Linked DNA regions of Homo sapiens: region 2 is linked to region 1. Evidence: chromatin contacts called from ENCODE Hi-C or POLR2A ChIA-PET data. All regions are on one chromosome and are shown on one strand. The core of a region is the stretch at or near the end of the contact, and the rest is flanking DNA. Distances in the headings are between cores, read along the strand shown. Region 1 overlaps GPR161 (G protein-coupled receptor 161). Region 2 overlaps LOC125312414 (a long non-coding RNA gene).

The links. Hi-C counts contacts between places; a loop is a spot of excess contacts on that map. ChIA-PET counts read pairs that join two places held with the same protein, here RNA polymerase II (POLR2A).
Region 2: a map of K562 shows a loop between it and region 1 (2.4-fold over the local background). The contact joins two enhancer-like sites. A Hi-C loop is called at or near these places in 1 of 168 maps with a recorded cell type or tissue (K562). POLR2A ChIA-PET finds 5 or more read pairs at or near these places in 1 of 52 experiments (naive thymus-derived CD4-positive, alpha-beta T cell).

What each region holds. Positions count from the first base shown.
Region 1 is chr1:168,088,582-168,094,562 of GRCh38, reverse strand. GPR161 (G protein-coupled receptor 161) reads left to right here. Exons shown (of 6, transcript NM_001375883.1): 4 at 3,895-3,999. Among named protein-coding and RNA genes, the nearest start is that of GPR161, 45 kb to the left of the region's middle. Within about 2 kb of position 2,407, at least 4 of the 41 ENCODE cell types and tissues checked have a DNase peak (open chromatin) inside an H3K27ac peak, as active enhancers do.
Region 2 is chr1:168,435,939-168,442,288 of GRCh38, reverse strand. All of the region lies in intron 4 of LOC125312414 (a long non-coding RNA gene), which reads left to right. Among named protein-coding and RNA genes, the nearest start is that of MIR557, 64 kb to the right of the region's middle. RefSeq lists a silencer at 2,201-2,350. Within about 2 kb of position 2,353, at least 3 of the 41 ENCODE cell types and tissues checked have a DNase peak (open chromatin) inside an H3K27ac peak, as active enhancers do.

The sequences.
Region 1 (5,981 bases), core at 1,158-3,657:
CTTTCCATGTGGCGATGAGACACAATGGCATCACTGATTTATTTCACGGGCTGATGGAGTTTTATTTCCAAGAGAGGAAGGAAGTCTGGGACTTTTAACCATAGGAGAAAACATTTCTCTGTATCTCAGTATTTTAACCACTGAAATGCTCACCCCTGCCAGTTGCAAGCCCACATTTTCACATATGACCTGTGATCCAGGAGTCCATTCAATGTTGGGCTTCATTTCACTGATTAATGTATTAGTCCAGATTTTGTAAACTCACTTGTCTTCTAGGCAAAAAAAAATAGATGTTTTCTAGATCAATGAAGTTAAAATGAAGAAGGAAAAAAAATGAGGACAGAAAATGGAGCAGGAAAGGGTTCGTAGAACAAAAAGAAACACCTGCTTTTGAGGCCAAGATTTTCCATGCAAGTCACTTGCAGGTGTCCTAGAAGAGCTGGTGAAGCTGTGAGCACAGGCGGAAAACACCAGCTGTGGTTGGTTTGGCACATCCCAGGCAGCTGGTGGTCTCATCTTCATTTAGGGAAAGCAGGCTTGTGGGATGCCTTTGGGCTGAAGAGCTTATGGAATGGGTTCCAAGTTATTGGTCTTTCCGAGGAATGGGAGCTGGGGTGGGGGTGGGGGATGGTTCTTCTTGTTCTTCCCTGAAGGTCCTGATCCCAGGAGGAGGCAGCAGCATCAGTAAGAGTCTGGGAACCAAAGCAGAATGTGGCGCCCCAGCCCAGCCGCTCACCCTGCGCTGTCCATGGCTTTCTGACTGCAGGAGAGAGCCCTGGCCTCTGCCTTGTGTCCCTGGTCCCTCTGTCTGAGCCAGGGCTGACCAGACCCTCTGTGGGCAAGGCCTTGATCTGCAGCAGATTCTGAAACCCTAATCACTTCCCCTGCCACTGGCTCACCTTAGTGTTAACTAGAGGTATGAAGGATGATCTGATCTGTCTCAGAGCCAGCAAGAAGCAACTTGGAGGCTCTTTCTTGATTCTGTTCCTCTCAATTTGTATGGGCACTTGGAAAGGTTTAACCAAAGTAAATGGAATAAGCTTTCCTAAAAGCAGTGCATATGAGCAAAGGCAGAAGCAGAATCCCACACATTTCTGGAGCTTCCCAGCTGACTTGGATGTCAGGAGTCTCCTGGGCAGTTGACAGTGTGTCCTTTATATCTAGCAGATTTCAGCCATAATCAGTGGTTCTGCTTCTCTCATTCTGTTTGTCCCAAAGTGAGGAAGTACAAAATCTTAGGCTTTCCATGGGTGCCAAATGTCGCTGGGCCACCAAATACCTTCTGCTTGTAAGGTCTCCTTAGCCAATTCCCACGGGGAAGGTCACTTAGGAATTTAGATCTCTGGACTTCCTGGAGGTTGCCACGCAGCACCACCATGTGGCAGATAGGTCAGCCCTGCATGGACATTGCTAAATGCTACCAGGTGGTCTTAGGATGGTAAAGCACCAATACAAAGCTGACTGGTGGCTACTGGCAATGGGAGCCAAGAAGAGGCTTCAGGAGAAAGTGCAGGCAGCCCCTCCACCTGCCCTTCCGCTGGCCGACCCAGAACCTTCACTCCAGCCAGGGCTGGAGAGCCCGAGCACCACCCCTCTCCCCAGCCAGGGAGGGTGGCCCAGGCAGTATCAGGGGGCACCCCCTCCAAACGCCGCCCTTACGAGACCCTTGAAGCTCCTGGGCATAGAGCCTTTCCCGTTATCTCCTGCGAAGGACACTGACTCACGTTTGTCCAGGGGAAAACACCTCGCTCCAGGTTCTTCCTTGAGAAGGCCTAGCTTGAGGGCGGGGAGGGTGACCCCAGAGCCTTTGGATTTACTCCCTTGCCTTCCTAAGTTCCTTTGCTTGGGGGCATCTAGAGGTCTTGTAGTTAGCTCAAAGTACCTGCAAATTTATCTCAGAATCACACCCCTGTTCTTTCAGCTTCTCAGAGCACTGTGACTGTTGCTCACCGCATGCCTCTGGAGAGCCACAAACCTGATTCCCCGAGCCTGTGCCTTTGTGCTTTTTTCTTGAGGGGTTGGATTGTGCTCAGCCCAGTAAATACATTGTTTCATGTGAACAATCTCAGGGTAATTGTCTCCACCCTCTGCTGGTAAATGCTGCATAAACACAGAGGAGAGGGATGCCACCTGGCTGCCCCGTTTCCAGACCTTTTAGCTGAGCCGCATTGGCCTGGCTCAGACCATTCCTCCCACTGGTGCAGACCGACATGTTCCTGGCTTTCACTGCAGCCTCAGAGATGGTGTCCAAAACCCACTGCGGCTTCAGCCATCCCAGCTGGCAGGAGATGCCCCCACAGGCTCTGCTCCCTAAGCCAGGCCTCCTGCTGAACACAGTCATGTTCTCAGGCCGAGACCTTGGGAGGATGGGCATGTGCAGGGGAAAGGATTGGGGCCTTTCTGGTCCCAGCTCCCTACAGTAACCCCCAGTCAAGAGGAAGTCCCCTTGCAAAAGCAGGATTCCCAAAAGCAGCGAGAGGGAAGTTCTGAGAGAAGCCTGCTGTGACCACCCCGCCTTCCCACACCATGTCCTCCTTGGCTCCAGGGAAGAAAGGAGAAAGTGCATTCTATTGCCTTGTAACCTCTGAAGAATTAGGGTAGAATGAAGGAACAGGTCTCCTCCTATCTGTGAGTGTATCATAAAATACAAGAGTGTCCTTTATGGCAGATTGCAAAATCTGCCAGGCAGTGGATCTTCTTCATGAGCTCCCAGGAGTTTGACTTCTTGTGCTTTGTTTTTAATTTCTAAGAGCGTTTTGTTATCTCCATGTTCCTTTTTTCATAGCCTGCAGCTCTTTTTTTTATTTTCCTAACATTCTGAGGATGACCCATTGTAATATTTTTTGCTCTCTTAAGCTCCCTGCATTGAATCCTCTGAGGTCCATTTTTCTTTTCTTTTTTCCCATCTCTGTCTTTCACGCTAGTACCTTCCTTTAAATGTCTAGTGATCCTTGGGCACCCCTTCACCTCTAATAACGAGGGCCTAGAAAACCACAGGGAAGCCCTGGGTGGTGGGATGCAGGCAGGCTTCCTGACTGTGGGTTGGTCTGGCAGGGCCATTTCACAGGCACCTGACTCTCAGTGCCTGTGAGTCTTTCCTCTAGGCTTGGTGGATTTTCCCAGGGAAGAGTTCTGCAGTCTCCAGCCCAGGTTAAGTGGGACAAGGGGCCAGGGTCCCACTACTTAATATGTAAATTTCCACAATACCCTCAGTTTTTACTGGGTCGCTTCTGCCGCGGCTGTGCCCGGGGCTCACTCTCTCTCCTCTCCTACCAACACTGGGGTCTGGCGCCCGAGGCCTAGCCTGGAGAAGAGCAGTGGCTCCTGGCCCCCTACCCCCCAACCCCGTTCCTGAGTTTTCAGAGCCTGGTGAAGCCTGCCTCTCCCAAACCTCCCCGTTGCCAACCTCAGTTCTCTATTCCGGGTCAGCTCATCACTCTCAACCATCTGCTTTCCAGCTTACAAAAATTCTCTCCTTCCTTTGGGGTGTAAGCCTCTTAAAAATCCCTCTTTGATAATTCAAGTAGGATTTCAGGAGGTGAATGTGGGGTTGAACCCTCCATCTTTAACGGGAAGATCTTCTCACCTCACATTTTCCCTCCTGCCTGCCTTTTTGATTGTGCTCCCTGGCCCTCTGTCATCACCTTGGTGGTGGTTGACATTGTCAGGAGAGTTTCCCCTTTGGGGGAACCCAGTGAGTGCTGCTGACACAGTGGGACAGAAAAGAGGGGCGAGCCAGGAGGGAGCAGCTAAGCTCTCCTGTCTTTCAGGGAGTTGAGAGTGAGTTTTGCAAGGGCGAACAGAAGGGCAGGAGATGGGTCTGTGGGGAAACGGAGGCTGGGGCCCCTCCTTGCAGAGTGTGATTGTGTTGTCAATGCCAATTTTGTCTTTCAGACCTGGGCCTGTCCCCACACCTCACTGCGCTCATGGCAGGTGGACAGCCCCTGGGGCACAGCAGCAGCACGGGGGACACTGGCTTCAGCTGCTCCCAGGACTCAGGTAACCTGCGTGCTTTATAAGCCTCTCACCTGTCGCGTTTTCCCTGTGTTGCGTTTCCCCCGTGTCGCGTTTCCCCTGTGCAGGCTCAAGAGCTGGCGGAGGGGCATTTCCCACGGTGGGTGGGGGGTGAGAATCATAAGTCTGGGTTTCCAGTCGTGGCTTTGACTTTTCAGCTTTCCTGTGTCTCAGTTTCTTCCTCTACAAAATGGGGCTGTCAGTTCCTGTTCTCTCTGCCGCACGGTGTTATTAGGGGGTTGAAAGTGAGTGAAAGCCTTTGCAAAATTAAAATGAGAAATGATTGTGATGATAATAACCACTGACCCAGAGGGGCCTTGCAGTCAGCCTGCCTGGTCTTCAGTCTCCAGTTGGCTTTTTAAGAGCTGTGTTATCTCAAGCAAGTTGCATGATCTCCTCCTAAACCCTCAACTTTCCCCATCTGTGAAATGGGGGTACTAATCCCCATTACAGGGCAGCTGTGAGAATTGAGAGACTTAATGAATGTGAAGCACTCATCTTGTTCTTGGCACAGAAGGAGCCCTCCAGCAAGGTCAGCTGGCCTTGTCTCCTCACTCCATGTCCTTTGATATGAAACTCAGTCTCCCTGTAGAAACGCATCTCCACCACAAATCCTGCAGAGCCCTCCCTTTAGCCTCTGCCTAAAGGATCTTGCAAGCCCAGGGCTGCTCCTTGTCTGAGCAGTCGGCTTCCTGGCATCAGAGTCATGGCACCGGGGAGGTGGGGAGCTGCAGATGCTGTATCCTGTGCTGGAAGCACGCTGTTAGAGCCACAGGAGGCCCTGGGCAGAGGCGCATGGGCAGAGGCAGGGAGTCACACTCATGGCTCCACATTGCTGAGGAAGAGCCAGGGTGTCTGGCCACACCTGCTGCCCATCCCCAGGCTGGCTGTTGGTGCACTGGCGCCTGGAGGGAGTGCCGCTGAAGCTGCACAAAGCCGCATGCCTGGCAGTGGGTCTGCCGCTCCCAGCTCCTCCATCTCTCTGCTCTTGGGAGCCTTTGAAAAACCACCTCTGACTTGACCTGGGTTTCCTGTTCCCCATGAGTGCTCCAGGGCTGCGCCTAAGCCTGTGTCATGGAACTCAGGGGTGAGCCTTGGGGTTGGCACCGGGACCAGGCCATGACCTCTCTTAGTCATGGAGAATTTTCCTTGGAAAATTCCTTATCTGGCAACCCAGAGGGCCCCGCACCACACGGAGTCATATATGAAGCACTGATCACACTGTGCCCTCTAGGCCTGAGTCCCTCATGTGATTTAAGGAAAGTCTCTGTTACTCCCCAGTCTGCTTCCCTGTTCTCAGACAACTAAAGGGATCCAGAGGCACTGCAACATTCATTCATTCATTCATTCATTCAGCAGTTATTTGCCACGTTCCTGCCTTGGCCGGACCCTGTGCCAGATGCTGGGGGCACAGTGGTGAACTGCCATTGTTGTGGAGGCTTCAGTTCATAAAAGATTGAACTGTAAAGTATATAAAGATTGTAAAGTATACAATTCTCATTGAATTGTATACTTTAAATGAGTCAGTTACATGGCATGTGAATTACATCTCTATAAAACTGGTTTTGAAAGATGATGAATGTGTCGAGAGCTGTGAAAGGGGAAGCCCTAGTGGAGTGGGAGCCCGTGGGCTGCTATAGGTAGGGGAGTTAGAGAGACTGCTCTGAGCATGCGATGTCGAAAGCTGAAGCATACGTGGAAGGTGCCCCGGCGCAAGGAGTGAGGGGACAGCACTGTAGGCAGAAGAAAGAGCATGGGCTTCGGGGCACACAGATCTGGTGTGAGTCTCAGCCCTGCCCTTTGTTCGCTGTGTCCTTATCAGGAATGATGGCCCTCAATTTAGCCCCTGCTGTGTGCAAGCACTATGCTAGATGTTTACATGTCTCAACTCAAAATCCCCACAACTCCGTGAGGTAGACTGAATGATGACCCCAGGTTTACAGACGTGGAAAGATACTGAGGCATTA
Region 2 (6,350 bases), core at 1,104-3,603, 350 kb before region 1:
CAAGTGGGGCAAGGAACATCTTCTACTCCTCATTTACCCCTTATAATCTAAGCACACAATAAACGCTAGGCACACGATGGGTGTTTAATACATGCTGACCAACTGACTGAATAACTTCCCCAATATGACTGCATTCTTCCAAGGCTGATAAAAACATTTCTGCCCAAGAATTCTATGAAAATTTTTATAGCTGCTTTTTAGGCTCACACTTTGACTTATCATCCCATTGACCTCCTCTCCATCACATACTCCTTTAAAGTAAGAAAGAATTCCCCGTGCTGTTCCAGTGGCTAAAGGTCTCATGGCTGCAGCAGTGAGTCAGCAGCTCACCCTGCAGCTGGCAGCTCAGACCCAACCGTGGCCCACTGTGCTCAGTGTGTCCTGCAGCAGCCACGGGTATTCCCAAGGACACTGCAGCATCCCACCTGGGGCACTGCAGTTATCTCAGGTCCATGCCTCACTGCAGCTTGAAGCCTGATGCTGATGAGTGTGCAGAAGAGCTGCTTCACTTCAGCTGCCTTTAAGCCCCTGGCCACTTCTGGTCCCCAAAGCCTACAGTTAAGGAAACAGAGCACATTCCCGCAAACAGAATCCTCAATAGGGCGGCCTGGCAGCCATCTGCATACTGGGCAAAGCACATGCAAAGCTGCATCCATTGGTCTGAAAAGCATCCTTTTTATTACTGACTGTGTCTAGCCAAACCTTGGGCAAGGGGGTAGGAAGATTGGGAAGGAGAGCCCTCTGAGCCCTTAGGGCCTAAATGTGCTTGTTCAGGCTAAAGGGAAAACAGACTCTATCTATTCTCTTTTGATGAGACAGTGAGCTCCTTGACAGCAAAGACTGCGTGGGGTTCCAGAGGCATCCCCAGTGCCTAGCCTGCACACAGGAGGTTCTCAGTTCATGTTGACAGCTGGTGATGGCTGATGAATGGCCAAGCCCATCAAGTAGGAGTGCAATACTGCAGTTTCCTCCCATGTCCCTGGAACACCACCTCCTGCCCCCACCATGATTCCTCCCTCCTCACCTCTACCACATGCTTCCAGTGCCCCAGGAGCAAAGGAAGAGCTCCCTCTCTCTCCCCATTGGAACCTGATTTGTTGAAGTTGCCCCCCACCTCAGAAGCCAGAAGAGAGGCTTCGATGGAAGGCACACAGCCGTTCTAGCAACTGAATGGAGATCATAGGTACATATGTATATATTGATTGTGATACTTCTGAGGGATCTATCTCAGTTCCCAGAAGAAGAAAATGGCATGGCTTTTTCACTGGGCATGGTCACTATGAGCTTCAATGATTGAAATGGAAATTAAAGTGAAAGGCTTTCCTCAGTCCCCAATAATGTATGTTTCTGTCTTGCCTTATACAAATTTCCCCCCAAAAGCTATTCTATTTGATAGCCTGCCTCTCTTCTCTCTCTCTTCACTCTCTCTCTCTCTCTCTCACACACACACACACACACACACACACACACATATACATGCTATGTAATGTGGTGCTGGAAGAGATATTAATCAATAACTACTGAATCAATAGTAGTAATTTTCTCACTTTGATTTTCAGTAGTAATCAATAACTACTGAAAATCAAAGTGAGACTGAGGACCAGAGGTAAGTGACCTGACTAAGTCTCACAGCCAGTAAGTGGCCTTACTAGACTCCTGAATTCCAATCCAGTGATCTTTTCACTTCATTATGAAATTGTTTGGTTTTGTTTTCTTGTTTGTTCGTTTGTTTTTGTTTTGTTTTGTTTTTGCTTTTCTTTAATGTCTTCAAAGGAGAGCTAATGTCAGGTTTTTCCTCACTGAGAAGTTGCAACATCTCCCAGGTAAAAGCCAGGTCCTCCAGGTAAGACATTCTCCCAGATCCTGCTTTTTTTTTTTTCCTTTTTTTTTTTTTTCTTCATTCTCCTGGGATGCTGTCTCACCTAAAATGGCAGGGAGGACCCTGGACCGCTCACCTTCCCATGTAATAAGTGATAAGTATACTTATCATACAAAAGAGATGGAGAGGCTCTTCCCTATCACAATCTAAAGCCCAGACAGATACAGTCATCATTTGTGACAATGAAGATTTTCCTTTGCAAATGCAGCAACTTAACGGTAAAATTGTGGAAAGGAGGCTGTGTGTGTTCACCTTGGTCGGTGCTGCAGCCCAAGCACAGCTGGCGCCTCTAGGGCGCATTCAAGTGAGGGAATAGTTATACTTGGCAGGCAGTCCTGACCAGCCATTTTGCCCAGGTCTCCTTGGATGCCTTCAGACTGCAGAGATCTTATTCAGTTTGCATCCCCCGCACAGTCTGCAAGCCAAGCTGCAGACATCAATCTGTTTCAGGAGAAAGAGCGCCACCTCCTGTCTCTGGACTGCAAGACCATATTTCTTTGAAAACCGCAGTGATGTTCTAAGCGGCTCAGTGCCTAAAGAGATCCGCTCTCCACAGCGAGGGGAGAAAATGGCACCTATGAAATTCGTACCGATACCCCATGTCACACTGTGAACCAGTGACTCTCCCAGGAAAACCCTGGACAAGCCCTGCAGCACGCATCCTTCTCCTTTCTTACAGTTTCATTTCTCCCCTCCAGCTTAGAACAGATGGAAGCCTTAGAGGCTTGTCGTTCAGCTGAGGATCTGAATGTAAAGAGACATGCTCAAGGTCACACAGCGGCCCCGTTCTAGACCCAACACAGACTTCTCCCACGCCAAGTAAAGGCTGGATCGAATTTATGCATTTCAGATTTCTTTCTCTTTGCCCGCAGTAGAAATTTTGCAACAGAGTTTTCTTCACTACTGCTTTGCTGATCTCACCCACTATGATCCCAGCTACAGTCCCCTCTCTCTTCCACATTATCCTTTGTAGTATAGCTGTATATGTTCAAATGTTAGCTCCCCTATTAGAACCCAAGTCTCTTGAAAGGAGGCCAATACCTGATTAATTCTTGCAGCCTTTTGGAGGACTTCCTGCTAGTTAAGCATCTGGGGACTTAGCTCCCCATGCCCTATTTCTTCTCAAGGGCCTCAGAAATCAAATCCACTCTCCTGGTCTTTTTAAAGCTGTCATCATCTACTGCTCTCTTAGGGGTCCTGTTTCCCCAAGAATGACTGAAAAGGACACAAGCTCTCTGGTTTCTCGCTTAGTATCTTCTTTCCTGTTCAACACCCCCCCAAAAAAATTACATCAGCCCTTAATATTTCAAAAGTTTTATTTCTAATCACTACCAGCAAACAGATGAGATAACAAATACAACAGTTTTTGCAATTGACAAAGTTTCCTGAGATTTTTCTGAATGATTATCTCCTGAAACAAAAGAAAATACTCAATTGTGAACTCTACTTATCTTTGCTCTCATCCCACCCCCAAAAAAAGAAACTTGAGAGTGGAGCTGCAACTTTACAGCCTAAGGACAGGAAAACCAGTGCCACGATTTCCACCAGAGGAGGCTCCACAGCCACAGACCGTCACATAACCAGTCTGCCTCATCCTCCTCATCTGTAAAATGGCCAGAATAAAAGTGTTTACTCATAGGAAAATCCTTATTTGAGGATTAAATGAGGTCATTTAATCCCCAGAGTGGTATATAGCAAAAATTAAGTCCATGGTCGATGGTTATTTAATTCATTAGGTAATTTATTTCATAAAACAAACCTGATGACAAGAGAATAGAACATAAAGGACAAAAATCTTCAAGGAAAGTAGCAGGGGCTCAGCTGAAGTATAAGGAGTAATACTGTGGGGGATGTGCCAGTGAGTACCAGGAGGAAAGATGCCTTGAAAAGATGCGGGGGGAGAGAAAGAGAAGAGTCCAGAGATCTCATCATTTCACTTCAAAAAAAAGGTGGCCATAAAGCAAAACCCAGGCCTTCCATTCTGCTTCCAGGTCCCATCCACGGAGCTTTGTCCACAGGCATCTGGGCCACCTCTCTCATTAGAGAACGGGGCCAGTCCTGCTGTCCTGGCTGACTTCGGCTCCATTAATCCACCCCTTTGCCTTCCATTCTCCTTGCAGGCTGCCTGTGCTGAAGGCCTCTTGCACTCCTGTGCTATCCCAACTTGCAGTAATTGCTTGGGGTTGTAAATCCAGCAAGTAGAGGAGGCTTTCTGTAGCAGGTCCTAGGTCGGTTGCCTGAGGACAGCACTGCTCTCCCCAGCCCCTAGCACTGAGAGGCCCTGTGGGAAGTCCACGCCTGCCATGGTGGTTGTCCTGCCAACAGCATCTCCCTTCAGGGTTCATCTTATTTTCTTCTGATGAACAAGCAAAGGCAACCAGACTCTCCGTAGGTGTAAGTTGGCACGCACATTTGGCAGGGAGGGTGGATTTCTTGGGGACATTCCATTACTCACTCTCATGCCCAACCCACCCTGTGCTGAGGCAGCAGAACCTTCTCCCTTACCAAGCATTGAGGACGTCCATTCGCCAGGCAGCTGGTAGTGAGCAGGGAGGTGAAAAAGGGGGTCTTTCTGAGAAGCAGGTTAGCAGGTGAGCCACCTGGAGACAGTTAGGGAAGGTAGGTCTATTTTTCTCCACCCAATGTCACCGAAGAACCCATTCACACCCTAAATGGGCTAAGAAAGCCATGTATAAAATGCTGATGCCAACTAGATTGGCATCTTGGACAAGCCCTAGAATGAAGCTCAGGGAATGAAGCAATGTGTTTTTAAGCAGGACCCTCAGCTCCTGCATCCCAAGTCTACAATCTCAATCTCAATTTTGCCAGAGTTGCAAAAACCATGAAATGGCCTCACGTGTAACTCACAAGTAACCCATCGACTGCCCATCAACCTTGAGATAGACATAAAGCTCCTTGTTATGCAGGTTACAACTACCTTGGAAATAAGTTTTATAAGTAATCACAAATTTTATTTCTGTATTTTGATTGTTTTCATAAAACTATAACCCTCTTAGGGTAATTTTGGCAAGTCCCAGGGGTTTTTTCTGTGGTCATCTGTGCCTAGCCCATGTTGAACACTCAGTGTATTTCAGCACCTGTGTCCCCAGTGATTCAGGCTAGAGTTGTGTCTCCTTCCTCATGCAGCAGTAGTGTGATACCTGTTCAGCTTATTCAGGAACACAAGTGTTGGCTGCAACTGTGAAGGTCACTGCTATAGAACCATAGTTGTCAAGTGTTGGCAGTTACCTTAATTACTTAGAGAGTGTGTTAAAATTAGAGATGCTCATCCTATACTATTGAATTTGAATCTATGATGATGAGTAGTTTTAAGAGGTTCCCAGGGGTTTCTGAGGCACCCAGAGTTTGCGAGCTGCACTCTAGCCCCTGGCTACTCAAAATGTGGTCAAAGGACCAGCCGCACCCATACCTAGAAGCATGTTAGAAATACAAGCTCTCTGGCCCTACCCCAAACCTCCTGAATCAGAATCTATATTTTCACAAGATCCCAGCTATTCATTTGCATGTTGAAGTTTGAGAAACACTGTCCTAGGACAAAGGCTATAACATCCTAGCAATCTGAGGTAAGTAAATAGCAGAATTTCCTCCTTGTTTTCAGGGTGAATGACCCCTGCCAGTGTAGTGACTGCTTGCCTTGCCTGCTGGGTAACAGAATCCAGAGACATGCAGCAGGGGCAGCTGGTTGACCAGAACCTTCTAAACAACCTTCAAATTCTGTCCTACCCACTGTTGCACCTTGCCCCTAATCAGTGATGTTACAGATTCAGAGATGGTGAAGGGGATATACCCAGACAACGTGGCAGACTGAAGTCTGGGTCCAAATCTCAGCTCTGCTGCTTTCTAGCAGGGAAGCCATGAAAAAAATCACATCACCCTTGCGATGCTTAGTTTCTGTACATGTAGAGGACATCTGAAGGGTTCGCAAAGATCATTCCAGCTTTTCATGTAACTCATCCTTCCCTGTCCATTTCACACATATGAAAAGTCACAGCTGGAAGGGATCTTCGATCACCTGGTCCAAACTCCTTCCTTGCTGTCCCCAACTCATACATGGGGAACCTGGGCCAGCCAGACAACCCATGAAAGGGCAGAGCCCTGACCAGAACCTAGAGCTTCCAAGGCCGAGTTCAGCATGCTTTGCACCATACAGTGACTGGGACATCATTCTTGGGTTAGGTGGTCGAGGAAACGTATTCTGAGACAGAGATTTGTATGCAGGATGTTTACTGGGGAGTACTCTCAGAAATAACATCTTTAAGGGAGTGAGAGGAGTAAGATTGGGCAGAAGGAGAAGATGAATCCTACAGGAAGCCCGGGAGCTGGGATGTGCCACAAGGTTGTCCTGAATCAAGACAAAGGAACCAGGCCTTTGTATTCCACACCAACCACTGTGGGTAATCTTTATAGACGGACTCAGAAGAGAGCCGTTGGCCATCCATCAATACTCCCA